Regions from separate parts of the Mus musculus genome. Here region 1 is linked to region 2. Evidence: chromatin loops called from intact Hi-C (ENCODE). Cell type or tissue: gastrocnemius. All regions are shown on one strand. Links, peaks and the distances in the headings refer to the core of each region. The heading gives the core; the rest is flanking DNA.

Evidence for each region. Hi-C counts contacts between places; a loop is a spot of excess contacts. Peaks named below come from ENCODE experiments on the same cell type or tissue, not always from the same donor. Only the 100,000 strongest peaks of a DNase experiment are listed, where the experiment ranks them.
Region 1: it touches region 2 in a loop (2.7-fold over the local background); 7 of 42 quality-filtered maps call a loop at or near these places.

Annotation. Positions count from the first base shown.
Region 1 is chr9:75,191,451-75,207,522 of GRCm38, forward strand. It overlaps Myo5a (myosin VA), which reads left to right. Exons shown (of 41, transcript NM_010864.2): 31 at 2,489-2,687; 32 at 4,676-4,750; 33 at 6,193-6,286; 34 at 9,822-9,968; 35 at 12,258-12,412. Among named protein-coding and RNA genes, the nearest start is that of Myo5c, 33 kb to the right of the region's middle. In gastrocnemius, for the core only: a CTCF peak has its summit at 6,096; a DNase peak (open chromatin) is centred at 6,033; H3K27ac peaks cover 2,107 bases.
Region 2 is chr9:74,896,893-74,912,964 of GRCm38, forward strand. No RefSeq gene overlaps it. Among named protein-coding and RNA genes, the nearest start is that of Gm38678, 39 kb to the left of the region's middle. In gastrocnemius, for the core only: a CTCF peak has its summit at 8,167 (motif pointing right); DNase peaks (open chromatin) are centred at 8,148, 8,871 and 9,207; H3K4me3 peaks cover 203 bases.

The sequences.
Region 1 (16,072 bases), core at 2,650-10,649, 290 kb after region 2:
ATTCAAATACAACCTCAAAAAGAGATAACTCTTTAGGAAGAGATGGTAGATTGAAAATAGAATTTTGGCAAGTTCATGTTATATGAACATAGCAAAAAAGTATATCAAGATTAAGAACCTGGACTCTGAAATACTATAGTATTTTAGTAAGAGAAAACAGATCCACCTCTAATACAAAGACAGTTTATCAAGATCTTTAATTTTATCCAAAAATTTTAAACCATGTCAAAAGCTGAGAACTTTGAATATGTTCTTATGTTATTTGTATAATAATTTGTATAAAAGTTTACATGTGAATCAGATTTTTTTGTTTGTTTGTTTGTTTTGTTTTTTCAAGACAGGCTTTCCCTGTGTAGCCCTGGCTGTCCTGGAACTCACTCTGTAGACCAGGATGGCCTTGAAGTCAGAAATCTGCCTGTCTCTGCCTCCCAAGTGCTAGGATTAAAGGCGTGCACCACCACCACCCAGTGTGAATCAGATTTTATTATGCTAAAATAAATTCTATCCAGAAAACTGAAAATTATAGTTTGAAATAGATTATGAAAATTGCCACATGAAGATATGGCATCTGGAGTTTTCACATCATACATGTGTTATGGTTAGCCTCAATGTAATCCTTAATACATAAGGTCATTTGGCTAGCCGCATAAAACATTATAAATTGAATGTGTGTCTCAGTTTTCCAGTTATTTCTCTTCAGGAAAAGCTCCAAACCCTTCATTTGTCTATGATACAACTGCTTAACCCCCCCCCCCATTTTTTTAATTAATGAAAGTAATTTTGTGGTAATGTTGTAAAGTCATTTGTAATTACTAAAAATGGCCCTCTTCACTTAGTAAAATGCTGAAGTATCGTGTGCTTTTCTTGACCACCATCATCTCATTTCCATCCTGTGTCCTTTTGTGTTTTGCATTGTGTTTCTTTACACGGAAGATCATCTACTATGGATTACCAGGAGTTGAATGAGGATGGAGAGCTCTGGATGGTTTATGAAGGGTTAAAACAAGCCAACAGGTTATATATGTCACCTCAAAATAGACTGTTATTAACTTGCTTTTCTCACTAACATGGACTCACAACTTTGACTTTGTGCGTCTCGTGCATTTATTATCCTCCTGAGACAATAAGTCTCAATAAAACTTAGAATCTGCAGCCAAATAGCTTCTTTAAATTTTTCTCTACTAACAGATAGTGTTAAGGCTAAAATTGATTATAGGTGAATACAGTTGCTTCTTGTAATCCACAGTGCTGTCAGCAGTGGCTATCTAAAGGCTATGAGTCTCTCTAGGGCTTGAGGAAGACAGTCTTCCAGCTGAAGCACAAGTTATTGGAGCATGGGCACTGACACTTGCTACCTGCACAGTAGTTTATTAGTAATAAATGTCAATTTGGGATACACGTTCCTATAATAGATTTGGCCACTTTCTCGTTGTTGTGAGGCTGCCCAAGAGCAGTGGCAAGTGACTGCTTCAGCATTCTCTGGTTACGGTGAGATTTGGAGCAAAGAAGTCAGGATAACCACGTGAGCTCAGCAGCTCACTTCCAGGGAAAACCACATAGAATTAGCTGTGTCTCCCTAACTTATTTATCAGTCCTAACAATGTCTGTATCTTAAAAATCCCATCAAATTTTTCATTTTAGTGATTACAATTTTAAGATTTTATACTGTTAAATTGGGTTCTGCTTTTTCTGCTTTGTTCTAACCATAACCATTGGCATTAACCACAGTGTTGTTGGTTGACTCTGTCTTGAAACTTCATAAATAATAGCTAAAATGTTTAGTCCACTATTTATAGTTTGCTCACAATGGCATCAGTAAGTTTATTCAGCAGTTAGTAACAAATAACATTGGGACTAAATGCCTTTTTCTTCATGTTAGTTAATTCTTGACTATAACTTTATATCTTGTTAGGACTCCATTACTGATATGTAATTTCTTGGGGAGAGATATTACAGCTCTATACATTCACATTCACACACACACACACACACACACACACATACACACACACACACACACACACACACACACAAAAGAATTACAAAACCACTAAACTGGATTTGGATAAATCTATGGGTTTCCAAGTAGTGCGCCAGCTTTCTGTCCTTAGATAAGTGGGCAATATTAAACATTATTCTGGTTCAACCTGTGCCTGAAATCAATGACTATGTCTCTAAAGGTCTATTTTATTAGATTGAGAGTATATAATCTTGCTCTTCATAATGCAGCTGTTTGTTTGTTTGTTTGTTTATTGGCAATGATACTATCTATGCCAATTAAAAGAGAACTTCATACAATTCAAAAAGATACAAATGTGGACAAGTTAGTTTCCATTACTGGCATCTGAGTTTCATGACATTATTAGGGTCAGGAGATGCACAGATGGTATAGAGTATCTGCTTTTCCTGTTTCTTTCAAAGGAGTGTGTAGCTTTGTACCCATTAGTGTGAACTCAACTACTCTACAAACTGTGTGGCCTCTCTACAGGCTCTTAGAATCCCAGCTACAGTCACAGAAAAGAAGCCATGAGAATGAGGCTGAGGCCCTCCGTGGGGAGATCCAGAGCCTAAAGGAAGAAAACAACCGGCAACAGCAGCTGCTGGCCCAGAACCTGCAGCTGCCCCCTGAGGCCCGCATTGAGGCCAGCCTGCAGCATGAGATCACCCGGCTGACCAATGAAAACCTGGTAAGGAGAGGGGCAGTGACCCTCTGCTGTATGTTCTTTTAGAAAAAGCACAGCCTTTTCTTTTTGGGAAAGATACTCTGCTGTCCCTAATAGAAAGGAAAATATGAATGTGTTGGTAGAAATGAATCAAAATAATAAAATCGTACCGACTATTTCTCATAGCAGTCTCTTGAGCAGTTGAGCCCCTCAGACCTCACATGGAGTGTCTGGTCTGGCCTGGAGTCTCCGGAAGAGAGTAACCTGACTACCTGCTAGGCTTTGAGTGGCAGGGAGACACAGCTACAGACCATTTTCCTCTGATCTCAGGCATCCAGGGAGGAGGCCTTCCAGCCTGTCTAGCCGACAAGCCAGGGAAGATTCTTGGTTGAGTCAAGCAGGAGCTATGTGTTGTCACTGGATACAGAGCTTCTAAAACGGGGCAGAGGGACTAGAATTGAACTTGGCACATTCTCTCGTTTTAAGCAGAGCCTGTATGGTAAAGAGGAAGGTGATTTTGCTGTTCCCCTTCCAGATTCTGAATGCTCACACAGACTCTCTAAGACCTTCTTTTTTCTTATTCCTTCCATTTTTTTTAACCAAAATAAAATATCTTCTATATTTTTCTTTATCACATTTACATCTATGTAAATTTTACAGATATACTTATTGCATAAAAGTCAGTTAAAGATTATAATTATTCATTTTTGCATAAAATCTGTTCTCTAGTGACAGATGAAAAAGTAATACCTTTTAAGATCCACAGTAAGACGTGTCTGAATTTCTCTGAAGGTCTAATTCCATTAGTGATAACTGAGAGTACAGATAGTTCTCTACCACCATATGTTCACCCATATTTTACCTAGATTGGAAAAAGTGTTTTCTTTCCAGTCTACTGTGTGTATGAAGCTCCGTGGTAGGAGTTGGGGAGGAGCAAGGACGGTGCCTGTGCTCTTTCAGAGCAACTGCACCTTGATAGGGACGGCTTCTGAGTCAGAAAATGTTCTTCAAAAGTTATGTTTTACTCTCTTTGCTGATATGACTAACAATGCTGTTGATGATTAATTGATAAATATGTGGAATAATACTGACTGATCAGTGTACAGATTCTTTGCTTCTGAGTGATTGCCTTAAAATGCTGACAGTGTGTGAAATGGGTTTGTTTCTGGGTGGCAGATTCTAAATTTGTTCACTAAGTTAATCAAGTGTTGCTCACCCTTATAACTCTTCTGTACTATCAGTATTTTGTATCTAACTCAGAAATGAACAAACCTTACACTCAAAATAGAAGTCTCTGGTTAGTTTGTTTTAGGCTATCCTTTGCAGATCATCTGCTTGTGCCATTCGTTACACTGACTGCTAATTTGAAGAATATTATCAAAGTCAAGTGTATGAAAGGATATTCTTTCTCAGTTTTAATTACACATTTGTTAGGATTCACTTGAGCAGAATATTAAGGTAAGCACGTCTGGGCTTAGTGCTTCTGAAGTTTTGCTGCACATGAACACACACGCACACACACTGAACACACACCAGCACACATAGGAATGGCTTTCTTACTCCTCAGGTGCACAGGCTTCACAGGTCTCCCCATGCTGCCTCTCACCAGCTCCACAAGTTGCAAACAGGACCGGGGTGCTAGCAGTGCTCCTTCCTGCCTTTTTATGTCATTGCCTTCCTTGCCCTTGCTGCTCTGATAGTGACTGGACAAGCAGCAGCTTGAGAGAGTCACATGTGAGGGAGCAGTAAAATGCTGGGAACTGAAACGTCAGCCTTCTCTGGTCACTATGGTTCCCTGTTCTAGTGACAACATCCTGGCCATCACCTATTTCCACTGTTCATGTGAAATAGAGACTCATCTATACATGGTAATAGCAGGTGGCAAATTGGAACCTGTGAGTAGATATAGTTTCGTTACATGTGTTTTAAAGTATTTTTAAGTTAATTTTGCTGAGAGGTAGCACTTGCTCAAAGACACAAGAAACAAATATCCATTGTACCTGTTTTTTCAGTATTTTGAGGAATTATATGCAGATGACCCTAAGAAGTATCAATCCTATCGGATTTCACTTTACAAAAGGATGATTGTATGTAAAACACAGTGCTTTTCTGTTGTCCTCTGCTACTTCTAGCCTTCTCTAACTGAAGAGCACACTGCTGTCTGTCACTGCCCAGGAGGTCTCTTCAAAAATATTCACAAAATCTCTTCCCCCCACCCCCCACAGCTATCTTTAGCCAGCTATCTTTTGGTGTCCCGTGTCCACTGTGTTTGGTTTGTTGTTAACCCAAGGCTTACAGTGTGATGGAAGCAATTGATTTCAAAGATAGAGTCAAATTCAGGAAGCATAACCCAGCACTGGGAATGTGAGCAGCTGTTTCCTCAGAATCACTAGTCAGATGTCTGAGCCCAGTTCTGAGCAAGCTAGAGAATGAATCAGCATTATCAAATGCTGTTCTTCTCTAAGACTCAGTGGCAACCCCCAGCCAGCTCCACTGACTCATGTCTGACCTTTCGAAGCTTTCTTAGTCTGGTCATGCCCACTTCCCTCTTCCTGAGTATCTAACTGCCTGTCCTTGGAGAGAATTCTTTACTAAATAAAGCCAGTATCTTACCTTCCATTTAAAAACACAGGTTTTCTTTCTCTCTTTTTCACATTTTACATTAGGCACTCAAACTTCATTTTTTTTAAATATATATATTGTGCAAGATTTGTGGGTATCTTTTATTACCTGGCATTTGGGTCTTATGCCAGCAGAACCCCACTCCCACCCCGAGGCAAGCTTTCACTACAACCCAGGCGGGCCTTGAATTCTCTCTGACTTCCTGGTACTTGGGTTATAGTCATGTACCTTCATGCTATGTAGCAGAAAGTTCTTTATCCTTTTGTTGTTATTACTTTTTTGTTGTTTGATTTGGTTTTGTTTGGCTTGTTTTTTTAAGGCAGTCTCTATATGTAACTCTGGCTGGCCTTGAACTCACAGAGATCCACCCACTACTGCCTTCTGAGTACTTGAATTAATGGTGTATGCCAGAACACCTGGCTCAGCTTACTTTTAGTTTCCCCAACTTCTTCATGTTTCGTAGGCGTTAAGGCTGAGTTTAGAACAGGTAACGCATAGCTGTGCTTTACTCACGGAGGGTCAGTCTTTTCCTAAGTGCAGCTGTCCTCAGCTCTCACAGACCTTGTATGCACTCATCAGAGCTCATCTTTGCCCAGTCCCCCTCACAAGTGACAGTGAGTCTGAGATGTTTCCATAGGAGCCTGCTGGGAGGCTTCCATCACGCTGTAGGCTGTAGCTGTAAGGAGCTCACTGCAGTGTCAGCCTTGCCTTCACTCACCGCAGTGTCAAAGCCTTGCCATCACCGGAGCTGCACCTCCTTTGTCTGCCAGTTTGAGCCAGGCGGTGGCTCCACCTGCAGCTTTTATGTGAAACTAACAGTGTGTTGCTGTGATTCCATCTGTGCGCCCTTTGTGCCTGTGCTGAGCCTGTTCTCATCTTTCTGACATAATTCTCATTTTGATCCTAGGATCTGATGGAACAACTTGAAAAGCAGGATAAAACTGTCCGGAAACTGAAGAAACAACTGAAAGTCTTTGCCAAAAAAATTGGTGAACTAGAAGGTACTTAAACATTTTTTAACAGCATTTGTCAAATTTTATGTCCATTGCTAGTGACCTGGTAGAGAGTTACAGGTGAGTTTTTAGAGAAAATAATCAAAATTACTTTTGACAATCTTAACCTCTGCGGAATGAAAAATTCTTCTATGTATGGGAATAATTTTCCTAGTAACATAACAGTAAGTTACAAAGGGAGAAAATTCATTCAACAAACAGCTAACACATGCCAGAGTCTGCCCTAGTCAGTACAGCATGTGCTTAAGAGCAAGGATTCTAGAGCCAGCTTCTTGATTCAAGTCCTGTGCCTCTCTCCTACCTACTAGGCTCAGAATATGTGCGTGGTGCTGAGCCTCTCCATGCCTCAGTTTTCCCACATCCTCACTGGGAATGATAATGGTGCCTCTCAAACATGGTCTCTAAGAACTGAATGAGTTAATGTGGGCGGCACATCTGCAATAGCAACATACCTGCTACACACAATCTAATTGTTACCACTAGAGCTACAAAAGGGAATGTGGTAGAGTATCCTCAAAGAACTCACGACCTAATAAAAAAAAAGAAATTAATCAGGAAATATGAATTATAATTATAAAGAAACATGATTTTTAAAATCATTTCTATATAAAAAAGGTATGCTCCTTGAGAAAAAAATCCATGGAAGCATACTGCTGTTGTCCTGTGAGTTAGTCTGATCATCCAGCAAGTTTTATTGCGTGTGCCTAGGTGCTGGTGCAGTTGCAGGTGCTTGAGATCCAGCTGTGAGTGAGACCAAAGCAACCACTGAGTTCATTCCAGCCACCCTCTCACATCTCAAGGCACCTGAGGAACAGAACTTCAAAGATAAAATTCCCTTTAAGCCATTTTAACCACAAATGATGTGCTCATCCTGGCCATCTATCATATTCTCTACTTGTCATCTTTGTGACTCTCATGTGGCACAAAGGATAGAAAGAGCCCACCACTCCATCACACTGAGTCATAACTGTTCTTCCGTCTGTCTGGCAGTCCCAGTCAAGCCCTGCTCATTCTGTGGAACTAAAGGCACTTGTCACATCCTCAGAAGCATCCTGATCGCACCACCAACCTCAGGACCTGCTTTCTGTATTTGGTTCATACTTTCTATGGTTTTTCACTCTTAAATTTTTGGCAGTTTTTCTGTTTGAATTACTGGTTTCTATGCTTGACTAAGAGCTTTCTGGGCATGGAAATCACCTCTTATTTTTCACAGTTACAACAATGAACATAGTTTCTGACCTTTGATAACCCTTCTATTCTTGACTGAATAAATAAGTTTTAAAAATATTTAGAGCATATAGTGCCACAGATGTTAATGTCAAAGAGGTTATTACTCTCATTAATATGCAAATACTGAAATGTTTGTTTAGATATCAGAACAATTACTTTATAACCACATATTTTGTATAGACCATTAACATTACATTATTCATATATTACATTAAAACTTGTGAAACTCCAGGGGCTGGGGAGCTGCCTTGGTGTATAAAGCACTTGCTATAAAACTGTGAGGACTGGATCCCAAAATCCTGCATAAGCTGCTGTCAGGCATGACCACTGCCTGCAATCCTAGGTTTAAAGTGCCAGGGACAGGTGATTTCCCACAAACTGTCTAGCTGGACAAGCTGAAACAACAAGCTCTGTGTTCAGGGAGAGACTCTACCTCTCAACACATGAGGTAGAGATAAATGAAGAAAGATACCCAATATAACCTTGAGCCTTCACATACACACATGTGCATCGACCTACATGCTTACATGAACATGCATATATTCCATGCATACAAATACAAGAAGAAAAAGCTTCAAACCCCAGGTTTATATATATGAGCTATAATGTTTATCAGCAGTACTTAGAAATCCAGGTTCTTTTTTACAGAGAACTTTCTACACTGAACTGACGCCATGGCAAGACAGGAGAGTATTTGTAAAAACTCTGCTATAAGGGTATTAACCTGTAAGGTTATTAAATTAGTGGCTCTTTGCCAACATTAATGAATGTGAATAAATATAAAAACCGTTTTTATCTCACATTTGAAATCAGTTTCTTAAATGGTATGCTTTGAAATGTAATTAAAGAGAGAAGATATTTCAAGATGCTATTGGGCTATTATCAATTAGAAATCAAACTTTTCAGCTAAACTGTCCTGATAGCCAAGCAAAAAATAGTATTTATGCTAGAAGCTCATGGATTAAATAAGAAAAAGTCATATTTATTCTTAAGAAAATTTATATTTTGAGTTAAATTATTTGCATCTAGCTAAAATGAAATAGGCTCATATGCCTAGGGTACCTCCCTAGGTGTCCATTGTCTACACCCTGCCAAAGTAGTGAATAAACGTGACACACTCTTCTGACACTCATCTCTTTCTCTCTGGGTCTGTGTTCTATAGAAAAATACCAGTCTTTGTGCAACAAAGCACCATCTAATAAAAGTTTATTAATGCATATTAATGTTTTTTAATGTGTTAAAACATTTAAACCCTTTAGCCTTAAATTGAAATAGCAAGATTCTTGCCTTTCCTGTGGACTATATTTAATTGAGGACACTTTTTATAAAACACTTTTTAAGAGAAAAAAATGGAAAATAGAAATTATGCAGCTAAGTAGAGAGTGTTTCAAAATCTGGTCTTCATGGTGCTCTATTTTAATCCAGGAGTAGGTGTTATATCTTGATTTTCATTTAAAAAAAAAAAGTCAGACCTGAAAGTATCCTAGAAGCCAGGAACTTTTTTGATTTAAAAAACAAAACAAAACAAAACAAAACCCTAGAACTATAAGTTATTTACCCAATACCCTGCCTGTTAGATAGTAGGTCTAGAACCTGAGCCTTCAACATCTTGACTGTTACATAGTAGGTCTAGAGCCTGAGCCTTCAATATCCTGCCTGTTAAATAGTAGGTCTAGAACCTGTGCCTTCAACACCTTGACTGTTACATAGTAGGTCTAGAGCCTGAGTCTTCAACACCCTGCCTGTTAGATAGTGTAGCTCTAGAACCACAGCTTTCAACACCCTGCCTATTACATAGTAGGTCTAGAACCTCAACCTTCAATACCCTACCTGTTAGATAGTAGATCTAGAACCTTGGCCTTCTGATTTCTCTGCTCTAGATCCGTCTTTCCAGAATTTTTCTACTTGTAAGAAATTGTCTGAAAATTAGCTAATCATGAGTTTAACTACTTTTTGTTAGCAAATATGTTAAGTGGTATATGTGGGGACTTTTCTGTGATGCTGTGGATACTTTCAAAGTAAATCTGACACAAAACATAACCCCTTGCCAGGTTTTGGGTAGCTTTTTGATGTTACTACCTGTGTATCAGGCTCTAAAGCTGTCAGAGCAAAATTACCCTTTAATGTTGCTATTTACCCAGTTTGAGCAGGGAAAAACATCTTAAATGGGAGTGGGAAGCTAAATGGCAGAGATGAGGAGCCTCGGTTCTTATAGAGTCTGCTTGCTTTACAAGAGCATGGAGCCCTTTTCCTCCTGAAGAACATTTCTCTCCCTTTTTTATTTCTCCTGAAGTGGGGCAGATGGAGAACATATCTCCAGGACAGATCATCGATGAGCCTATCCGGCCAGTCAACATTCCCCGGAAAGAAAAGGATTTCCAAGGAATGCTGGAGTACAAAAGGGAGGATGAGCAGAAGCTAGTGAAGAACCTGATTCTAGGCAAGTGCTTTCTCCATGGGAAGATTCCTCTCAGCCAGGGCAGTGCTAGAAACACTCGTCACTAAGGTTTGAAGTCTGATTTAATATTCTCTTTAAATTATTTTCTTGACTGTCAGGATTGTGCAATGGTGCTTGTTGCTAAGCCTGATGATCTGAGGCTAGTCTAGGCCTATTCTATTCTGAGAGAAACAGAGCCCTGCAGACTGTCCTTGGGCTTCCACAGACACTCACACAGGCCCTCACACAGCACATGCAAAACAAATAAATGGTTTTTAAAAATTAAGTTGTAATACTTCTTTTGAGGCAGTGGTCCTGTTGTGTTGTCCAGGCAGTGGTCCTGTCATGTTGTCCAAAGGCCCTGGGAGTTACCACTCAGCTTCAGCTTTCTCAGCGTTGAAGGCCATAGACAGGATCCACTGGCAGGCCTAGCTCTGAAGTCTCTGAGTCATCACTTCATACTACATTAGAGAGCTGTGGTGGAGTCCTTACTGAGCATTCAGCATCAGTGTGGGACATGTGTCTAGGATCCATCTGTAAGGCTCCCTTGAAGCCAAGCCAGTTAGCTCTGGTTTCATGTTAAGATCACTCAGAAAATTTTGGTTTTGGTTTTGAGACAAGATCTCATGTATAGCCCATGCTAGCTTATAACATGATATATAACAAAAGCTTACTTAGAATTCATAGTCCTTCATTCTCTACCTCCCACGTGCTAAGGCCTATGTGTACTTCCACTAAGACCAATATGTGTGAGTTGTGTTTTGGCAGGAGTCAGGGAGCAAACCAAGGGCCTCATGAATAGTAGACAGATTCTGCGTCACATCCTCAGCCCACTCAGAAAACTCTTAAAAAAGTGTTGATAGTCTCCTACCCCAATTGAAATAAGTTGAAGCTTCCAGGGAAAAGAACTTGGGCCAACTCTAGTGCTATTCTGGAAATGTCTTGTGCATTCCCAGTTATAACCACAGTTGAATGCCACTGTTGTAGCCATTTGGGTTTTTTAATTTCTCTTTTCATCCCTAGGAATATTTATGGCTAATGGTTTAGGAAAACACTTCAATAATGTGGGAAAAAATCAAGGAAAAAAATCTAGCAGAGTATGGAAAGGATGAGATAATGTAAAAGGTAGAAGAGGCATTTCAGGGAGCACAAGGCCTTGACTGTGAGCCTCTAAGTAGTAGTGAGCTAAACCTTCAGCCTTTGCCATTCTCTCCTCCCAGCTACCATGGGATTGGTAATTACACCTAATTGACCATTCCTCAGCTTCATGGCATTCAGCTTAGTACTATAAATAGCTTCAGAGAGCTTCAGTTTTAACATGATCATCACTTAGCCAAAAGGTTTTAGGGCTGGTGGTTTAAAGGTAAAAAGGATAGAGTAAAGATGGGTGTAGAGTTTATATAAAGTTGTCTGGAAACACTCCTTGATGGGATGTACTGCTCACAGTGGCCAAAGAGAATAGGAACAAGCTGTTCTTATGTCTGAAGAAAGAACATCAGAGGCAGAAAAAGGATAAGGCTGTGGGCTCCCGGCCCTGGGCAGGAACCATGGCATGTTAAGCAATCAACAAGGAGAGTTGTTTGGGGCAGTGAGCTGAGCCTGAGGAAGAGAGGCTAGACGGTGTGGAGCACAGTTCAGGTTTGGAATCTTATAAGTGGGGGAAGAAGCTCTTTGAAGAATTCTCTGAACAAAATTGGCATGATCTAATGTGCATTTTCTTAAGCAAAAAGCTACAATATTTAGTATTATCTGGGACTAGGAGGTGGATCTAAGAGATCAGTTAGGAAGCTCTTCTAGCAACCCAAGAAGTGATAGATAATGTCCTAAGCTGGGGAGTAGAATAGAAGCATCTAGATTCTAGCTGTATTTTGCAGGGAGCACTAACAGGATGATAAGTTGGGTGCATGGTGTAAGAAAAGTAAGGAGTTTTAAAACGATGAGGTTTATGACCTGAGAAACTGAAAGTGGAGGGGTCCATTAGTAGAATGGATGTCAGGGAGAATGAAGAACTTGACTTGGGAGAGGCTTGGTTTGACATGCCTGAGCAGAGCCATCAGGAAGACAGTTCATAAACAAGACTGGACTTCAAGGGAAAAGTCAGGGCAGGATATATAAGTTTTATATAGGTATGTGCCATAGTCAATAATTTCCCTAATGAACTGTTAAAATACTGTTTTTTATAACTTGCTCTGAATGATTGAGCTCTTACACAACTGTGCTTTCATCTCATAAAACATGCCTCAAAGACTTCCAGAATTACATAATTTTGTTTTTCCTTTTTTCTTTATTCAGAACTAAAGCCACGTGGTGTGGCTGTCAATCTGATTCCAGGGTTACCAGCATATATCTTGTTTATGTGTGTACGACATGCTGACTATCTGAACGATGATCAGAAAGTAAGATCATTGCTGACATCAACAATTAACAGCATCAAAAAAGTCTTGAAGGTCAGTTCCACATTCTGCCGTTCTCACGATTGTTAATGATAGTCTGTTCTTTTTCTATTGTTCTTGTTCTACTATTTCTTCCTTAGACTTAGCACAGTTGCTACTGTAACCCTTCCAGCCTTTCAGCATATCTACAAGCTCCAACTATAGGAAACAGTCTCTGTACCCTCTGTGTTAGCTGCTTTCCTGTCACTGTGACCAAACACTGACAGAAGCACTTGAGGGAGGAAGGATAATTTTGAGGGCTCAGAGCTTCAAGAGGTGTGAGCCCTTTGCAGAGGAGCAGTAAGCAAAGACTAATTCAGAAATGGGGCTGGACTGTAGTGTAGCTAAGCCTATCCTAAGTATGCCACAACTTCTCAAAGGCCACCACTGTTGGGGACCTGTCATAATGCCTTCTTTCAGAACAGGTTCAGATTAGACAGTAATCAAAATGGATTTTATTATTATTGCATTTAATTGCATAGCAAAGTAATTCTTCAGAGACAGAAATAATTTGCTTTAGGTTTTATTGGGACCAAACTTAAAATATTCAAAGACAGGCATGGTGGCACATATTTGGAAGATCTCTATGAATTGCTAGCCTGGCTTACAGAGTAAATTCCAGGCCAGCCAGGTCTACACAGTGAGACCCTGGCTTAACAGATAGGTAGGTAGGTAGGTAGGTAGGTAGGTAGGTAGGTAGGTAGATAGGTAGGTAGGTGGATGGATGGATGGATGGATGGATGGATGGATGGATGGATGGATGGATGGATGGATGAGTTTTAAGTGTTTTGTGGAAACCAGTTCTACACATATATATTTATATGTGGACCATATATGTAGAATATGATACTGATCTTGAAATAAATGTCATTTAATAATGTGTAGCTTATTCTTATAAAAAATACGGCATTAAAATTTTTCTTTCAATTTTTGTTCCCCTTATTCTCCAATTCGTTTTGGTTTGGTTTGGTTTGGTTTTGGTTTTTTCGAGACAGGTTTCTCTGTGTAGCCCTGGCTGTCCTGGAACTCACTTTGTAAACCAGGCTGGCCTCGAACTCAGAAATTCACCTGCCTCTGCCTCCCAAGTGCTGGGATTAAAGGCGTGCACCACCACCGCCTGGCTTCTCCAATTCACTCCATGAATTATCTAGTTACCTAAAGCCCCTGCTTCCATGTGAAAATGGAGAAATGCTTATCAGACATAAGCATTTGCACACACACACACACACACAGTAGCCACTTACCTTACATAATCCTCCTGGTGACTCTAGAAGAGCTCTGGTTCTCTGCCTGTGGGTTCTAACCCTGTGAGGGTTGCATATCACATATCCTGAATATCAGATATTGAATGATAATTCATAGTAGTAACAAAATTATAGTTATGAAGTAGCAACAAAAATAATGTTATGGTTGGGAGTCACCACAACGAGGAATTTTACTAAAGAGCTGCAGCATTAGGAAGTTTGAGAACCTAGAGAAACACATCTAACTTTTTTTAAAAAGGTTTGTTTCTTTGTTTTATGTATGTGAGTACACTGTTGCCTTCTTCAGACAACCAGAAGAGGGCGTCAGATCCCATTACAGATGGTTGTGAGCCACCATGTGGTTACTGGGAATTGAACTCAGGACCTCTGGAAGAGCAGCTAGAGCTCTTAACCGCTGAGCCATCTCTCCAGCCCCACATGTAACTTTTAGCTGAGTGTTTCTGTGAGAAATTAGGATGTGCTCCAGGCACCTTGTCTTCTGATTATTCAACAGAATAACAGAGCATCTAGGATAAAGATCCAGTAGCTCTCTTGCTTCTAAATGGGCCTTTAATTTTTTGTTGTTGTTGTAAAATCCCCTCTGTCAGGGCTCAGGGAACCCTGCAGAAGAGGATTCAGAAAGAATATAACAGCCAGTGGGAATAGAGGAAACCAAGAAAGCAAGGCCCTCAAAATCAGCATGACCAAAACTCATATGAACTGAGACTGAGGTAGCATATACATGGCCTGCACAGGTCTGCATCAGGTGTTGTGTGTCTGTGTGTGTGTGTGTGTGTGTGTGTGTGTGTGTGTGTGTGTGTGTGTGTTAGTATGGCTTCTAGTTTAGTATTTTTATAGGATTCCTGAGTGTTTGACTGAATATACCTTGGTTTCTTGTGTCTTCTCTTGAGCTTCTCTTTTCTTCTGTTAGTTTCTTTTGTCCAATTCCAATGTGTTAGCTTGTTGGTTTTTCTTTTTAATCTCATTGTATTTTATTATGATCTCTTAGAAGCCTTGTTTTCTAGTGAGAGACAGAAAGGGATGTGATCTAGATGAGAGTGGAGGTAGGGAGGAACTAGGAAGAATACAGGAGGAAGAAACCATAATCAGGATATATTATGTGAGGAGAAAAAACTATTTTCAAAAGAGGAAGAAAAGGAAAATGTGTAAAATATGCAGAACATAAACTTTGACCTTATTCTCCTTACACCTGTTGATCTATACTGACCCTGCTCTGCACCATCACCCCCATCTATGGGCTGTGTCACCTCCCTCCTGACACTGTACCATTGCACATCAGCTCCCCTTCCTGCCCCAAGCCTCTGTGACCTCAAACAAGTGCTGGTCTCCATGTCTGTGGGAAAGTTGTTCTCTGTCATTCTGTCCCACAATGATTACCAAAGTGTGGCGTTTCTGAAGGCTCCTCTTTTAAAATCCATGAGTGTTTTCTAAGTGTACATCTTAATTTTGGACATACTGATACTAGACATACTGCGTATTGACTATTTCTTAGTTAACTCTTACAGATTTTAAATGTTTCCCCTCTCTCAGCCTAATTGCAAGATATATTTATCTATTTGACTAAGCATCACAGCATATTAGCTAATGATTTTAAAAGAATGTTTGCCATAATAAAATATCCTTTGCATTCCACTTTAAATTAACGTGCATTGCCTTACAACCACATGGTGAATTGAGGTGCTTGTCCTACCCCCCTAGTTTAATCCTAACAGTAGTGTAACTATTCTAAGGCATATTGGGAATCCATACAGTTTTTAGTTCAGATCACTTTATCTAATAAGTAGAAAACCGAAAGAAATTGAGCTTGTCTAGTTTTCTCTGTGATTCAAATCTAATTTTGAACAAATAGAGTTTATTCATTATAAAAAATACTACCTTGAGAAACTTGATCTAGTTAACTGGTAGAGAGGTGCTACTTGGTTTTAAATACTTTGAAGTTTTCAGAAAGTGTATTTAGGAGTAACAAGAGTGTTTTACTGTGATGGGCACAGAGGCCCATCCTGTTTGAATGAAAAGAAGCAGACATAACACAGTTGTTTATGCAGTCCTCTCTGTAATCACCTGAATCTGCTTTTACCCTGTTGGGCTTTATGTTTGGTTTTGTTTCTGGTGATGCTAAGGACGCTGATACTGTGTAGGTATAATTATAAGCTTTCTGTTAGGCTCTTCTGAGTCTCTCTGCCACTGGACTTGTCTAGACATCACCAAAGATGATCAGTGACTCTGTCCTGTAGAAGAGTCTCTGACTAATGTTGCTGTCCAGTCTGTAAAGATGTTCTCTGCCAGCTCAGCAAGAGCCACCACTCGAAACATATTATCCACATCTACGGAAGAGTTAAAAAGAGTTAAAGTTCTTAGTCAAACCTGTATGCAGGCCATAGGGTGATTGTCTATGTGTGGGAATATCATA
Region 2 (16,072 bases), core at 3,680-11,679:
CATAGTTCCTCAGCTAGGGGTGGAGCTTGTGAGCCCCTCCCCCATCCATGCCAGAATGTCGATTGGCTTGATCTTGTCCGGGTCTTAGGCAATCACAGCTACTGTGTGTTTGTTTATGAGTGCAGTGTTTCAGTCACTTCAGGTAGACATTGCTCCCCGGCGGTCCTTCCCGGACCCCTGGCTCTTACTACCTTTCTGCCCCCTCTTCCTTCATATTTCCGGAGCTCTGGGAGAAGTTAGGGGGATGAACACAATCGTTTAACAACAGATACTGCTTAGTGGGGCAAGAAGATATCTTTTCCCCACTCCCACTCCCAGACACGTGACCAGAGTGGCCTCAAACGCACAGACATCCGTCTACCTCTGTTTCCCTAGGACTGGGATTAAAGGTGTTTGCCGTTCCTGGCTGCCTGCAGGAGGATATCTTTTTTAAAGTGGGGCTTTCTGTTTCTACAGGTGAGCCATTCCTAACAGCCAGGTGGTCTTGTAAAAGAAGTAAAATATGATTTGAGAGAGGCTGGCACTTAAGGGTCCTCCAGTTCTCTACAATACGAATATGCCAAATGATTGTATACGTGAGTGTCTCTGGAGCTACTAGATGGCTGGAGAATTAGAATCCTGATTTTATTTTATCTTGAGACAGGGAATTGTTATATAGCCCTGAGTCATACACTGCTTAGAGCTATCTTTGAGAATGACTAAGACATAAGAGCTGGATATAGTGGCTGGACCTGTCACCCCAGCAATGAGGGGTGGGGCTGAGACAGAAGGTTGGCTTGAGCCTAAGAGTTTGGGGCTAGCCTGGGAAACATAGCAAAGACCCCTATCTCAACAGTGACAACACACCAGTAAAAACAGGTTGGGGGAAGAGCTCAAGGAAAAGAGGAAGTGGGTTTAGACTTCCTGTTGTACTTGGCCACTAGGAATGTGAGCTTGGGCAAACGACCCCCCCCAATCTCAGTTTCTCCTCTGTAAAATGGACCTGCCTGCATTACTGGGTTGTTATGGAGATTAGAACAAGACACACATAGAGTACTTGGCCTCAACCCTTTAATACAGTTCTTCATGTTGTGGCGACCCCCAGCCATAACATTGTTTTCAATGCTACTTCATACTTCAATTTTACTACTGTTTTAAATTGTAATGTTATAGGATATGCAGGATATCTGATATGCAACTCCCAAAGGGGTCGAAACCTACAGGTTTTTTTTACTGAAGTAGAGTTTAGCTCAGTCTCCGTCAGTCCTAGGTGACGCTTAGCTTACCTGTTAAAAGCAGGCTTGCTTTGTCTTTTTTTCCCCATTCAATCCCTGGCATAGCCACAACGAAAACAACTGTCTTAGGGTTTCATTGCCGTGAAGAAACCCATGACCGTGGCAACTCTCCTAAAGGAAAGCATTTCATTGTGGCTGGCTTAGAGTGTCAGAGGTTTAGTCCTTTATCGTCATGGCAGAAAGCATGGCAGCGTGCGGGCAGACACGGTGCTGGAGGAGCCGAGAGTTCTACATCTTGATCCACAGGCAGCAGAAGCAGACTGTATTTTGCAGGCAGCCAGGAGGAGACTGTGTTTCATACTGGGTGTAGCTTGAGCATATGAATAAGACCTCAAAGCTCACACTATACAGTGACACACTTCCTCCAACAAGGCTCCTAATGGTGCCGCTCCCCGTGGGCCACCAAGCATTCAAACGCATGACTCTATGGGGGCCATGCCTATTCAAACCCCCACAACTGATTCTCAAGTCAGGGCTTTCTTTTTAACATTTTTTACTACATTTTTAAAATTAATTTATTTTGTGTGTGTTTGTGTGTGTGCTCACATACATACTCTAAAGCATATGACTAGAGATCAGAGGACAGTGGTAGGTAGGGGTGGGAATCAGTTCTTTCCTTCCACAGTGTGAGTCCCAGACATGGAACTCAAAGTCACCAGGCTTGGCAGCAGCTGCCTTTACCCTCCGAGTCATCTCTCTGGCCCAAGTTTATCATATTTTACATATTTTAAATATAAGAACTGAATTGCTCTCTTGACACAATGCCTTTAGTAGCATCCTTCACTGCATGATATCTGCCACGGTAGTGGGGAAGCTTCAGGGTAAAGCAGTGCAAAGTCCCTCCAATCACCCAGGGGACTGGGCCTGTAGAGGCTCCCGGCTGAAAAGACTAAGCACTAGAATACCATTAGAGACACAGCCATGTGCCTGGGTGATATTTGAAAGTTGAGTTGATCTTGAACCTTTCCTAGAAAGGGTTCCCAAAGGTGCCCCCCCCCAGAAGCCCCAGTTTTAAGCATGGCTTAAACCATGGGTAAGTTTGAAAAGGAACATAGCAAAAGCATGCTGGGGCTACAAGCACCAGGAAAATGGAACAAAAGACATCAGAAGACACCAGGCACAACGGCTCATGCTTTTAGCCCCCGCACTTGGGAAGTCGGAGACAGGCAGATCCCTGTGAGTTCAAAACCAGCCTGGACTACAGAGCAAAGTTCAAAATCAGCCAGGGCTACATAGTGAGACCCTGCCCCCCCCCCCAAATAGAAACATTCCAGGAACGGTCACTGTCTTGAATCTTTCTTTAAAAAAAAAATACATTGATGTGTGTGTGTGTGTGTGTGTGTGTGTGTGTGTGTGTGAGAGAGAGAGAGAGAGAGAGAGAGAGAGAGAGAGTGTACTTGTGAAGGTTAGAAAACAAAATGTTACAGGAATCGATTTTCTCCCTCCATTATGAGGGTCTTTGAAAGGAAAAGTATCGGCCCAGGACTCTCAAGACCCAGTTCTCAGCACAAATGAGATATGTTTGCCCCAGAGGGACAGAGGGCAGGGAACAAGAGACAAAGACAGGAGACAGAGGATGAGGGAGCAGGAGAAGGGAACAAGGGAGAGGGAGGAGAAGTATGTGTCTCTGGAGGTCAAAGGACTGCCTCTAGAGAGCAGACAGACGTGACCCACAGGAAAGTGGCAGTTTAAAAGGTACAAGGAAAAAACCCATGTGAGGATGAGGCATCTACTCTTTTTTTTTTTTTAAGATTTTATTTATTTATTTATTATATGTAAGCACACTGTCGCTGTCTTCAGACACTCCAGAAGAGGGAGTCAGATTTTGTTAAGGATGGTTGTGAGCCACCATGTGGTTGCTGGGATTTGAACTCTGGACCTTCAGAAGAGCAGTCGAGTGCTCTTACCCACTGAGCCATCTCACCAGCCCCGAGGCATCTACTCTTAATGGAATGTGTTAATTATGGGAGCCGATGGGGGCTTTTGATTGCTGGACTTGAATACTTTGGTACTTTGATAGCTGGACCTTGGTAGTCGACCCAGGTGGAAAAAGTGGCTAATAAGGGAATAGACCTTGATGGCTTGCTTTAGGGATGTTGTCTGTTGAATTTTTAACAAGGAAGAGGGAATTGGGCAGAAGGGCAAGGCTTGCCAGAGCCATGTTTGCCATGTTTGAGCTGGCCAGAGTCCCTTAAGTCCTGAATATTGAACTTAGGCTTCCAGGCTTGGCAGCAAGTGCCTTTACCTGTGGTGCCATCTCACCAATGGCTTTCTTTTTCTTTTCCTTTTTCCTTTTTCTTTTAAAGATTTATTTATGTATTTCATGTATGTGAGTACACTGTCGCTGTCTTCAGACACACCAGAAGAGGACATCGGATCCCATTACAGATGGTTGTGAGCCACCATGTGGTTGCTGGGAATTGAACTCGGGATCTCTGGAAGAGTAGTCATTGCTCTTAACCCCTGAGCCATCTCTTCAGCCCCTCACCAACAGCTTTTTAAAGCCCTGAAATTAGTGTAAGTTTTGATTGCTAAGAGCAGTCCTTCTATGGCAGGCCTTCCAGTTTCCACCCAGGTCAGGGCCATTGACTGTGTGCAGGAAGGGAGGCCTCACCCTTCTGTCTTTCCGGGTTTTTAAGGGCCACTCGACCTTCAGTCTTCTCCTCTAATCCCAATGCAGTTGCTGGATTCATAAGCACAGAATTTGTGGTGTCAGCCAGACCCTTAAGGGAATGTGAAACCGGAGAATTTTGCATTTGGCTTCATCTTTAAAGATTTTTGTTTAGGAGTAAGGCCTCAAAAGTTCTCTCTCTAAGACAAGAATTTTGGCCATAAGCTACAGATGGCGTCCTCTCTTAACTAGCACTCTGAGAAAAGCACTGTTAAGAGCCGGGCACCCTAAGGAAGGCAGAGCGTGACACACCTGTGGTTCTGGGACAGTGGTTCTCAACCTTGCTAAAACTGTCGCTCTCTAGGTGGTGACCCAACCATAAAATCATTCTCATTGCTGCTTCTTAATTGTCATTTTGCTACTGCTATGAATCATAATGTAAATATCTGATATGCAGGATATCTGATATGTAACCCCCTCAAACTGGTTGAGACTCACGGGTTTCTCAAACTGCTGTCCTAGACTAAGAAGGTTGAAGGAGGATGGTTATGAAGTCAAGATCAGCTTAGGTTACAGAGAAGAAGGCTTGTTTCAAAACAACAACCAACATATTAGGTTATACAACATATACGTGCACAAATACATATTTATACATACATGTATATTATACATATAGATATATAAGATTATATATAAGACATATATGCAAGATATTGTATATGTATACATATACATATAAGATCGTGGTAATAAGCTGGCAGAAAAGCCCTTGGCTATCTAATGCATTTAGGATAGAGTTCGTGTTCCTTATATTCATACTGATTGCCGTACTAATCATTGCATTATCTAAACCCTATACCAAGTACATAAGGATGGTCATAAGAGGCACTATAAGAGCTGTCCTGTTCCTGACTTCCCCAGCTTGGGCCACTCCCCAGGTTTGTTCTCTCTGCTCTGACTGCCTCAGCCTTTGAAGGCTTCTGCCTGGAATACTAACCCATCCACCCTTCAGCTGTCATCACCTGCAAGACTGCCATCTGCCAATGCCTTACCCTTGAGGCACCTTGACTGCCGGAAGTTCCCCATTCCCTCTCTGTGACTCTCTAGCACAGCTTCCCACTCCTCATCTCCATGTTGGCTTCTGTCTGACCCCTTTTATAACGCACGCACGTGTGCACACACAGACACGCAGGCACATACTCTTCCTCCCACACACCACAGTGCTCTTTAGTGGGTCAGCACACTGTCTGTGTTGCCCAGAGACATCCAGTGAGGTCACTCTTCACAAGAGATCGGTCATCACCTCTGCTTTGCTGTGCCTTAGACCTGACACTTACAGCAAGGCTCCATCTAGAATGAATGAACCAGAAGACAACAGAGCCTCAGTGCTCAGTAAGCTCTCTCCAGACCTCACTGAGTACACAGAGCCATGATGCTCTCAAGAAGTGAACTCAGGAGAGGGTAGATGGATCTCTTCCCCAGCACATTGCTGGGTAGCACAACCACATGAAGACACTCGTGTTCTGTTCAAGCAGACAGACACCGAATGAGGAAGGTAGCCATGAATAGAGGCTCTAGAAGAGTCTCTATTCTCTGAAGCTGGTCTCCACTGACCTGTGACTTGAAAGGGGCCCTAGGCATACCAGGGGAGGGAGAGATGCTCCCCAAAGTCTGTCTCCCACAAAACCAACAAGGACACTGGCAGAAACAACTTAGTCAGCCGTAGGAATTAGTCATGGGTTTGCCACAATCTGAGTAGTGAGTGTTTGAGAAAACCAGAGGGCTGGGGAGACACCCAGTCAGCAAAGCCCTTGTCTACAAAAACAAGAAGCCCCGAGATCTCTATTCACAGGATATGTATTTATTTGACACTTGGAGCTTGTCCTGGTGTCCTGGGGGCTTTGTCAAGAACAGTGAAAATTAAGAGTTTAATATCACAGTTGCTGGAAGTACCGGCCACACTGAGACCCCATAAAGCTGAGTTAAAAACAAAAAGGGAAAGGCAGCTATGACTTTCATAACATGCTTTAGAAACTTCCAGGACACTGCTGGGAACCTGGACAGTCACACACATCTATCCAGAATACTTCCTGGTGTTCACAGATTATAAACAACAATCACATTGACAAAACACAGGCTTCTAGATGAATACTGGGCTGTGGAACTGGGAGCTGAGCTAGGAGAAATCAGCCTGAACAAAACCAAACACCTTCCTACCAGTGACTGGTAATCAAAGTGGAAACTTCTAGTTTCTTTGGACAGTTAGTTATGTCGAATGATGGTTTGCTGGGGCACACAGGTGAAAGGATGTCTTGCTAAAGCAGACACGGATAAAAGGATGCTTTGATATAGCAAACATGTGAAAGAACCCGTGATGAAGGAGTATAAATATGACCCCACAGACAGTGGGAGACAAGCAGAGAGCATTGGTTTGGTTTGCTCTGCCTTGCTATTCTTTGTTAATGATACACATATACTGGGTCAGCTTACATTGAGTTGTTGACCTCAACTTGTGATAACGACACCATTGAGAGAAACTTGCTAAAGAACTGCTCATGAGGTTCCTGAGACAGCTTGCAGCTTCTGAGGCCTTGCCTCAGGCTGGTTAGCGAGCCTTGCGTTTCCTTGAGGATTGAGCTACGGCAGCTAGTCTATTCATGATGTCTGCTTGCCGAAAGGATTGGGCTGTAGCTGCCAGTTCATGTGTGGTGTCTGCCTGCCTGGAGGACTGGACTGATGCTGCTGAATCCTACTTGGTGTTTGCTATGGGACTGAACTGCTGAGAAAAAAGATTGAGCTCGCCCCCAAAGAGCTATTGCTGAACAGGTCCACGTTCCCCATATCCTAATGACTTTCCTCTTCCACTACCTCTGCTGGGGGGTGGGCTAGAGGAGAGGTTGAACCCTTATTATAAGTAGGTTGCAAAAAATATATATGCCTACAGTTAATATTTGTAAACTTGATTGTGAACTTAACAGAACCTAGGATACCAGTCCCTGGGCAATCTGTGTACACCCATCCCAATTATGAGTGGCACTCTTTACTGGGACAGTTGAGGTTTAGTATGTTGCTATGTGTTGTAATGCTAAATACTGGCCTGGTGGCCCCCAGCGATGAGGAGAGTCTAACGCAAACTCAAGTGATGCTATGTCATCTTGCTGCCAAGTTATGCCCCATTGATGAATACAGATGCCTACAGCTTATCGCTGGGCAGAAGACAGATGGGTCTTGTTTTGTTTCCTGGACTGGGGGTCTGAGGAGACATCAAGGAGGAGGGAGAGAGAAGGTGGGGAGAGGAGAAGACTCTATCGGGTAGGTGAGTCATAAAAACATGGCCATGAGACCTGGCCAATTAGAATTAAGAGCTGCCCAGATGAAACATGGACCATGCAACATATATAGAAAACGACTTGGAAATACAAAGATTAGCTAGTAATTGGCCAGATAACCTGGGTAGATATTTCTCAAAACAAGGCACACAAATGGCTAGCAAGCACATAAAACATGCTTAACATATTAAATCACTAAGGCAATGAAGATCAAAACCGTAATGACACATCACTTTCTGGCAGCTAGGAGAGCATTTTCTTTTTAAATCTAAGCCTTATGGCATATGCCTGTCATATAGCCCTGGGCAAGCAGAGAAAGGGGGACCATAACAAGGTCAAGGCCAGCCTGATCTACACAGCAAGTTCTAGGCAAGCCAGAGTTACTCAGCAAGACCCTGTTTTAGAAATGAATAAACCAAAAATAAATAAATAAAGCCTCAACTCACGTTGGAGACTCCCTAGAGGAATTTAAGTTTCATCATGTCATTGACCAGAGTGTAAGAAGTTCAGGAACTTTAGAGACCAACCTGACACTTTCACATCAAGTTCTTCATACAGTTTCCATTTGCACTCGTAACTAAAAGAACGAAAAAAGGCCCGGTCACAATGAAGCATGCATACAAATGCTTGTCACTATAAAATCGGTTATAAAAATCAATAAGAGGAAATAAGCCCTAGATAGCAATGGAAGGAAATTGGAAACATAGTTAAAACATTATGAGTTCTGTGTGTGTGTGTGTGTGTGTGTGTGTGTGTGTGTGTGTGTGTGTGTATGTGTGTGTGTGTGTGTGTGCGCTTGGCTTTGTAACTCAAGTGGGTAGTCTCCAGCTTAAACTTTGTAAATGACCATGTGTCCAGGGTCAAAAGGCTAGACAGGCTTGGGCCTTTCCTTAATCTTTCCCAGAGCTCTGCGTCTTAGTTATATCGACTTTGACCACTAGATGGCAGCACTTGACCACATGCTTGTCAACAAAACTCGGAAGACCCAGGGATCAAAAAGAGGGAGGGCTGTAAAATGTTGAGATAACTTCTGCTCACATTAGAGCAGGTGACATCACTGTGTGATGTATAATAACTACAAGGAGATGCAGTTTTTATGGACATTTAGGTGACGAGGTACAAAAGAATGAGGCAATAAACAGTGATGTCGAGTTCCGAGGCTAAATTATCTACCCCACCCACCACACCCTTCCTCCTCTTGCAGCCTGCACTGTCCTGAAGGAGCCCAAGAGAGGGCTTGTCTGGTGCTCTCAGAGGACTCCCCAAGTGCCCAAGGTCACACTTCTGAAAAGTAGCAAAAGGTACTCCCAAATGTTTTAGTCCAATAAACTATATATCACATCATTTTTTTCTCATTTTTCCTTAAGTCATTTTTAAAAAACAAAATTATAAACAAATTTATGTAAGTTTATATTTGTATTATAGATAAATGCACTACCTGTACATACACACACACACACATTTTCTCCCCTATAATTGTACACCTGGGATGGGTTCATTCAATTTTCTCACAAACCAAATCTGCTCACTTCAGCATGAAGTTGTTCAAGTCAGCACCCTGCCCTGGTGAGCTCAGCTCTTTGTTAGTTGCAGAGCCCTGGGAAGCCAAACAATGTGTTTAAAACACCCAGGCTATCTGGGTACGAGGGTACACACACCTGTATCCTAAGATCGGACAGTGACCCGGGGGGCGGGGGATGGGGTTGGCTGTGAGTTCAAGGCTAGGCTGGGATGCATGGCAAAACACTGTCTTAATGCTCACCACAGACACACACACCAAAAGCAAGCAAGCTACCAAGTGTCCACTGAAGGACTTAACCTTAATCTAGCTAGGACCTTGGATAGGCACATTTTGCTCACAAAGCAAGAACCCCTTTAACTATGAAGGAGGTGTGTGGCTATTAGGACACATGCTTTCCAACACTGAGCGCCAAGGAGTCCTCGTCAAGCTGGGTTGTGCCAGCCGGGCTGAACTCCAGGGAGGACTAAGCCATAGGTGTGTTTATCATTCCTATCGGTGCTCAGAACAGAACCCAGGGCCCCCCTCGCACACGCTGAGCAAATGCTCCTACCACTGGGCAACACTGCCAGCCCTAAAGTATACTTTAATAATATTGCAGGTGTTGCCTTCCCTGCACAGAGATCCTTCTGTTTCTCATTTTTTTTTTCTACCCTGCCCAGCCAACCTTGTTCTTTCCCTTCATGGAAGTGGAAGGGCGATGGTGCCGAAATGTAAGCCCAAAGTCTCTGCTATGTCCCAAGCTTCTCCCAGAGTGACCTCCATCACCAAGCCTCAAACCAAACAAACAGAAACGGAAACCTATTTAAAGACATCCTTTCTGCCACTCCTAATCCACAGCCTGCTGCTAACTGGTGGAGGGGCATCCCTGCCTGCTCCCAGAGCAACACTGGAATACCCAGCTATTTCTCACCTGCTTCCTAGCAGTGTGGGACACCCAGTCCTCTCTGAGTGAACAGAACCCAGACGGTCTGCGGCTCAAACGTAGGAGATGTGAGGGTAGATTGGGGATTTCTTTTCGCTTGTATTGGTTTTGTTTGAGGCAGTCTCACTATGGAAGCTAAGATGGAACTTAACTAGGCAGCCCGAGATGGCTTCCAATTTTGCCTCTTCCTGCCTGAGCCTCACAGTGAGTGCTAGGATTTCAGGTGTGCTCTACCTCAGCCAAGCACAGATGAGCTTTTTGGAGTTGACTTCATCCGTAGTTTCTTGGTTCCTGTTGAGAACATCCAAGGCCACTGTCTGTGAATCTCAAGGTTTATTCCAAACTGCACAATCCAAGAAGTCAAGGCCAAGTTTATACATTCTCCCTCCTGAGGCTCTCCGGAGGGGTTAAAGGCATAGCTCTGAGGTCTGTGTGGCTGGAGGAACTAAAGACTCTAGAGAGAGACTTCAACTGCCCTCCCACCCTCGGGTGAGTCCTCTGATAATATTAACACAGAGCTTCCTGCTACCTCTGAAGTGGGTCCCTGAACTTGGGAGGCCTGGAACACATGATGCAAACAAGGGTGTGCCTGTCTCTTGCTGCAGAGTGCCTTGCCATAGCTCCGGTGAGTGTGAGAGGATGTGGGTCAGAGGCCTCTCCAGACTGTGGTGCAAGAAGCCTCCTGTAACACAGGTCCTGCCTACACTAGCCAGCCGACTGAGCAGAACTCAGCCACTCACAGAGGCAGCACAGGAGAGCTGTGTGTGTGTGTGTGTGTGTGTGTGTGTGTGTGTGTCCGTCCACAAACACTTTAGTTTGCTCTTCTTTTCTCCCCATGAATCTGGCCCCACTTGTGACTATTAACACCTGCTTTCAGGTCGCCAGAACAAGAATAAAACTGCAGCACAGCCACGCGTACCCTGGTCTTGTCGCCTTCCTTTTAAAGGCTGAAAATTCCAGGGAAAGGGAGAGAAAGTTGGTTTTTAAACTCGGTTCACATTTTAAAAAATAAAAATAAAAACACGTTTCTGGAGTCGAAATAACATCTTTCATAGTTAACCAAATTAACTTGTGCATTTATATCCTCGATACTATATAATTTGCAGTAAATGTTAAAATTTCCCAAATTGTCCCTAAAAATGCTCTTTATAGTGAGATTGTGGGAAGTAGTATCCAGTATAAGACCATACAATGTGCCTGCTTTTTATAGACCTGAAACCTTCATGTCTTTCTCAAGCCACTAAACTCCTCTTAGTCATGTTCTGACTCCTTGAAGACGGGGTCACCTGTCCCAAAGGATGCCAGGTCACTTGGTTGTGTCCAGCACTTTTTCTACTGATTTTCTGCAAGCTGGAAGTTGTATCTCCGTATCCAGATTAAATATTCTGAGGTGTTAGGATTTTAAGCTTTTAGACAGGATCTTATTACCCCACGCTGGGGAAACTCACCATACAGCCAAGGTTGAACTTGAATGTCTGATCCTCCTGCCTCCACCTCCTGAGAGCTAGGATTACAGGTGTGCTTGTTACTCCTGGTTTCTAGTGACGAAGCCTCATCCTCAGCCACTCTAAGAAAAAGTGCTACACAGAAGAGTTGACTTCTGTAAATGATGAACACCTAAGTCACATAGAGTGTCACGCATGCATATACTGCTCAGTGAGACTACATTCATCTTCCTCCTGGGAAACACAGATCCCACTCTGTGTCACACAGAGAGGGGGCTACTTGTAACTGTGTGTAGAATATGGCAATTTGGGAGAAATCTATACAAAAGCTACCAGGATATTTAAAGCCATCACCAAGTGTCCTCCTGCTTTTTCTTTGACTCAGCTCTCTCTCTTTCTCTCTCTGTGTGTGTGTGTGTGTGTGTGTGTGTGTGTGTGTATGTGTGTCATGCCTGCTTGCCTGTCTGCCTGCCTGTCAGTCTGTTGTGTATGTGTGTCCATCTACTTGTGTCTGCTTATATCTATGTGTCTGTGTGTGTATCTATATCTGCCTACTTACCTGTCTGTCAGTCTGTTTGTGTGTGTGTGACTATCTACTTATGTGTGTGTCTGCCTACTTGTGTCTATGTTTCTGTCTTCTTGGAACTGCTTGTGTGTATGTGTGTGTCTGTATGTGTGTGTCTGTGTAGATATTTGTGTGTCTGTCTGCTTGTGTGTCTCTGTGTGTACCTGCTTGTGTGTGTGTATTTGTCTGTGTGTGTCTGCTTTTGTGTGTGTATTTGTCTGTGTGTGTCTGCTTTTGTGTGTGTGTCTGCTTGAGTGTCTCTGTGTGTGTGTGTGTGTGTGTGTGTATTTGTGTATGTGTGCCTGTGTTAGGAGGTGTGCTCATGAACCTTTTTTTTTTTTTTTTTAGTACTGGAGATTGAAACACATGCTAAGATACTAGTCTGCTGTGAGCTACAGCCCCAGCCTTAGGGTCTACTTTTTGACCCTCAGCCTTAACTCTACTCTTAGTATGCTCCTGGGCCAACCTTTCTGGTGACCACAAACCTGTGACAGATCCAGATGGGAGAGAACAAAGATAGGTGAGGCCGGATTCTCCAGGTCTTCAACAGCTATGAATGCCTTTCCTCTTTGGGTGGTGCTGGGGACAAAACCCAGGACCGTGTACACGCTGAGCACACGCTCTGCCACTGAGCCACACACATGGCCTCAATAGCCTCTAATTGAACCTGAAGCTTATTATGAACCCAGTTGGAAACATTTGCCCAGGTTTTAGGGAGCAAACACTCTGTTCTGTGAGCTTGTATCTAATACACATCACCTTAGTGACCTGCTCACGCCACCGAAGCTCAGCACCTTGGAATACAAAGGCTGGAAACCCCCTTTGTTTTCCAGTGTGTGGGGCACGAGCCTCTGACTCATCCTGGAGCCCAGCCAGCCTCTGAGTGCTGCAGGGTGAGCAGGGAACCGGGCAATGCCGGAGTCCCCAAGCACAAGGATCTTCCGACCAAACGAAGCTTCGAAAGCAAACAAATAAATAAAGGGGGTGGAGGCAGGTGCAGGGACACTTGGGACGTACTCACGTCAGCTAAAAGGCAAGGGCAATGCCAGCGGGCGGGCGGGCAGGCGCTGTGCGTGTGCCTGAACGCCTGTAGAACATCTTTGCTTGTGACCTTGGGGGTGACTGTGAGCAAGGTGCTTGTCCTGCCAGCATGAGGACCTGCGTTTGGATCTCTCACAAAAAGCCAACGAGGTGGCCCATGCGTATAAATCCCAGGGCTGGCCAAGCAGAAAGAGTAGGCTCTTTGGGGGCTTGCTTGCTAACCACCTACTTCAGCCTATCCGTGAGCTCCAGGTTTGGTGAACAGCCTCGTCTCAAAGAATCCGCCGAAAGGGCTGGAGAGATGGCTCAGGAGTTAAGAGCACTTGCTGGTCTTCCAAAGGGGTTCAGTTTCTTTCCCCCACATCTGGGTGCTCACAACCTCCTGTGGCTCCAGCTTCAGAGGGTTCGGTGCCCTCTCCTGGCCTCTAAAATTGCTACACCTCTGTCTCTCTGTCTCTCTCTCTTTCTCTCTGACTCACTCTCTCTCTCTCTCTCTCTCTCTCTCTCTGTGTGTGTGTGTGTGTGTGTGTGTGTGTGTGTGTGTGTGTGTGTGTGTGTGTGTTTTAGGAAATGGTCTCTTCTCAACCAAGCTGGCCTTGAACTCACTAACTGACCAAGAATGGCATTGACCTTCCTGCCTTCACCTCTAGAGACTAAACCCGAGGTTTTGTGCAAGCTGGCAAATACTCTACCAATTGAGCTATTATATCCTCAGCCCCCTGGGAGTCCTGGAGATACTTCCTTTAACTTGTTTCTGACACAGAAGTAGAGTTGGGGCAGCTAACCTCATTCATGTCCCTGTAGGAAAGGAACAGGAAAGTTACCTCCATATCAGCTGCCTCAGCTCGATGAGGAAGAGATACCAGATATATATAGGCCTATTACCAAAAACCAGAATGGCAGGTCAGCTATTTAGGGCTTCTTAAGGTGTGCATTAGTCATAAGGCTGGCTGGCACGTGTCTGGGACAAACCAATTCAACAGGAAATTGATCCCATTGCAGTACAATGGGCGTATTCGGAAGCAGGTGTACTACACACAAATGATCTCTGGAAATTGGGGGAGGGTGGTTTTTCTTCCCAAGGCAGAGTGAAGAATCGGGGCAGGGTGGCACAAGCCTATAATCCTAGCATTTAGGAGATGGAGGCAGGAGGACCAGGAATTCAAGGCCAGTCTTGGCTACATAGTGAACTGGAGGCCAGCCTGGCCTACATGAGACCTTGTCTCAAAAAACAGAGAGTGTTGGTCCAGAGACATGGCTCAGTGGTTAAGAGCACTCACTGGCTGCTCTTCTAGAGGTCCTGAGTTCAATTCCCAGCAACCACATGGTAGCTCACAACCATCTGTAATGGGATCTGATGCCCTCTTCTGGTGTGTCTGAAGACAGCTACGGTGTACTCACATACATAAAATAAATAAATCTAAAAACAAACAAACCACAGAAAGTGAAAGAATAATGACTTAACATTGTCTTTTTCCTTTGAGACAGGGTCTCACTGTGTTGCCTAGGCTGGCCTTGAACTCCTGAACTAAGATGCTCTTCCCAGCCCTAGCCTCCAGAGTAGCTGGGATTGTAGGTGTGACCCACCACCCTCAGATTTGGTACAAAAATATCAAGCAAGTATGCTATCTCCACAAACCTCCCTCAGCCTGTGTGCGGGACTAGGACATCATGCTAGTTTCTTCCCAGTTAGTGGTCATTGTATTTACCCTTAAGAGAAAAGCAGGGAATGGCTTTGGTTCAAAAGAAATAATCATAAAACTAATTCTGATTACAACATGATATGACCTTTTAACTCGCAGTGCTCTCTTTCTCTCCCTCTCTCTCTCTCTCTCTCTCTCTCTCTGTGTGTGTGTGTGTGTGTGTGTGTGTGTGTGTGTGTGTGTGGCATGCAGATGCCAACAGAGACCAGAAGAGATCATTGGATCCCCTGGAGCTGGAGTTAACATGGCTGTGAGCCATGTGGCTTGGGTGTTGGGAACCTAACTGCTCTGCCAGTCCAGGCCCTGGCTCTTTCGATGTAGCCCTGGCTGCTGCCCTGAGATCTTAACTCCTTCTGCCTCCACCTCTCCCCTAGCTGAAGTTTCAGGCCTGTGCCACCACACTCTGCCTGTTAAAGGCCTTTCAGAAAACACCCTATTCAAGAGTCTAAATCAAGCCGGGCGTGATGGTACACACCTTTAATCCCAGCACTCAGGAAACAGAGGCAAGCGGATCTCTGGGGATTCAAGGCCAAGCTGTGGCTACCGCACAGAGAAACCCTGTCTTGGAAAACAAACAAAAGAGTCATATTTTTTCAGCAATGAATTATGTTTGGAGTTCACCACTGGTCTAAGAACAAGCTGAGCCCTCAGAAATCTTTCAGACGGGACAAGCTGAGGGCTGGCTTCTGTATGAGAGCTAGTGTCTGTCCATTCTCAGTACCCTCCAGGAAGCCCCTCAGGCTGGAGGGGAGGAGAGCTGTTTCCAGATTCCCAAGTCCTCTCAGCCACAGGCTGGCTGCCTTCTTTATGACTCCATTCCTGTCTGCCCACTCCCCCGGCTTCCTGCCTACTCAGCCTTCTCCCCAGCTGTGTTTTATCTGATAGCTTGTTAGAAATGCAGCCCAAAGTCATAGGACTCCTATGACCAGAGGCTACATGGCTACTGAACCTTTGAATCTGTCACTTAGGTCCCCTGTTCATTCCTTCAACAGCATGAAGTGACTCATTTGTCAGAACCCATAACAGAGTTCAGCTACTTTGGCTTTTATTTTAAAGTTTATGCAATATTTATATACAATTTTAAATATCATTACTATATAAAATATATATCATATAATATATACATAGTATATTGACTCACAACCAATATATATATATATATATATATATATATGAAAGAGAGGGAGTATCTTATGGAGGCTGACTTGAACTCTCTGTGTAGTCAAGGGTAACCTTGAACTTTGGAATCCACCTGCCTTTACCTCTCAAGGGCTGGGATTCTAACCAGGTATCACCACCCCTGGTTAGGCCGCACTGAGAATTGATTGAGCCAAGGGTTTTGTGCAGGCGAGGCGCTACCAACTGAGCTCCACCCCCAGCCCCTGGTCTTAGCACTTTTAAAAAATCAGAATTCATCTTCAGACCAAGTCGCCATCCTGGGAGCGACTGCAAGGTCTGAACACCTGTTGCCCTCCAGGCTCAACTAGACAATCTCCGTCCTTCTGTGCGGCTTCTTAATTGGAAGTAAACCTGGAAACCATTGCCAGACAGCCCGTGTGAGTCACAACAGGTGGCTGTGTGCTTTCCTTTCCGGGTGAGACGAGAACTTTAGTTTCTGTCCCCTCTGCTGTGTCTCAGGAAGATCAGGGCTGGTGAATAA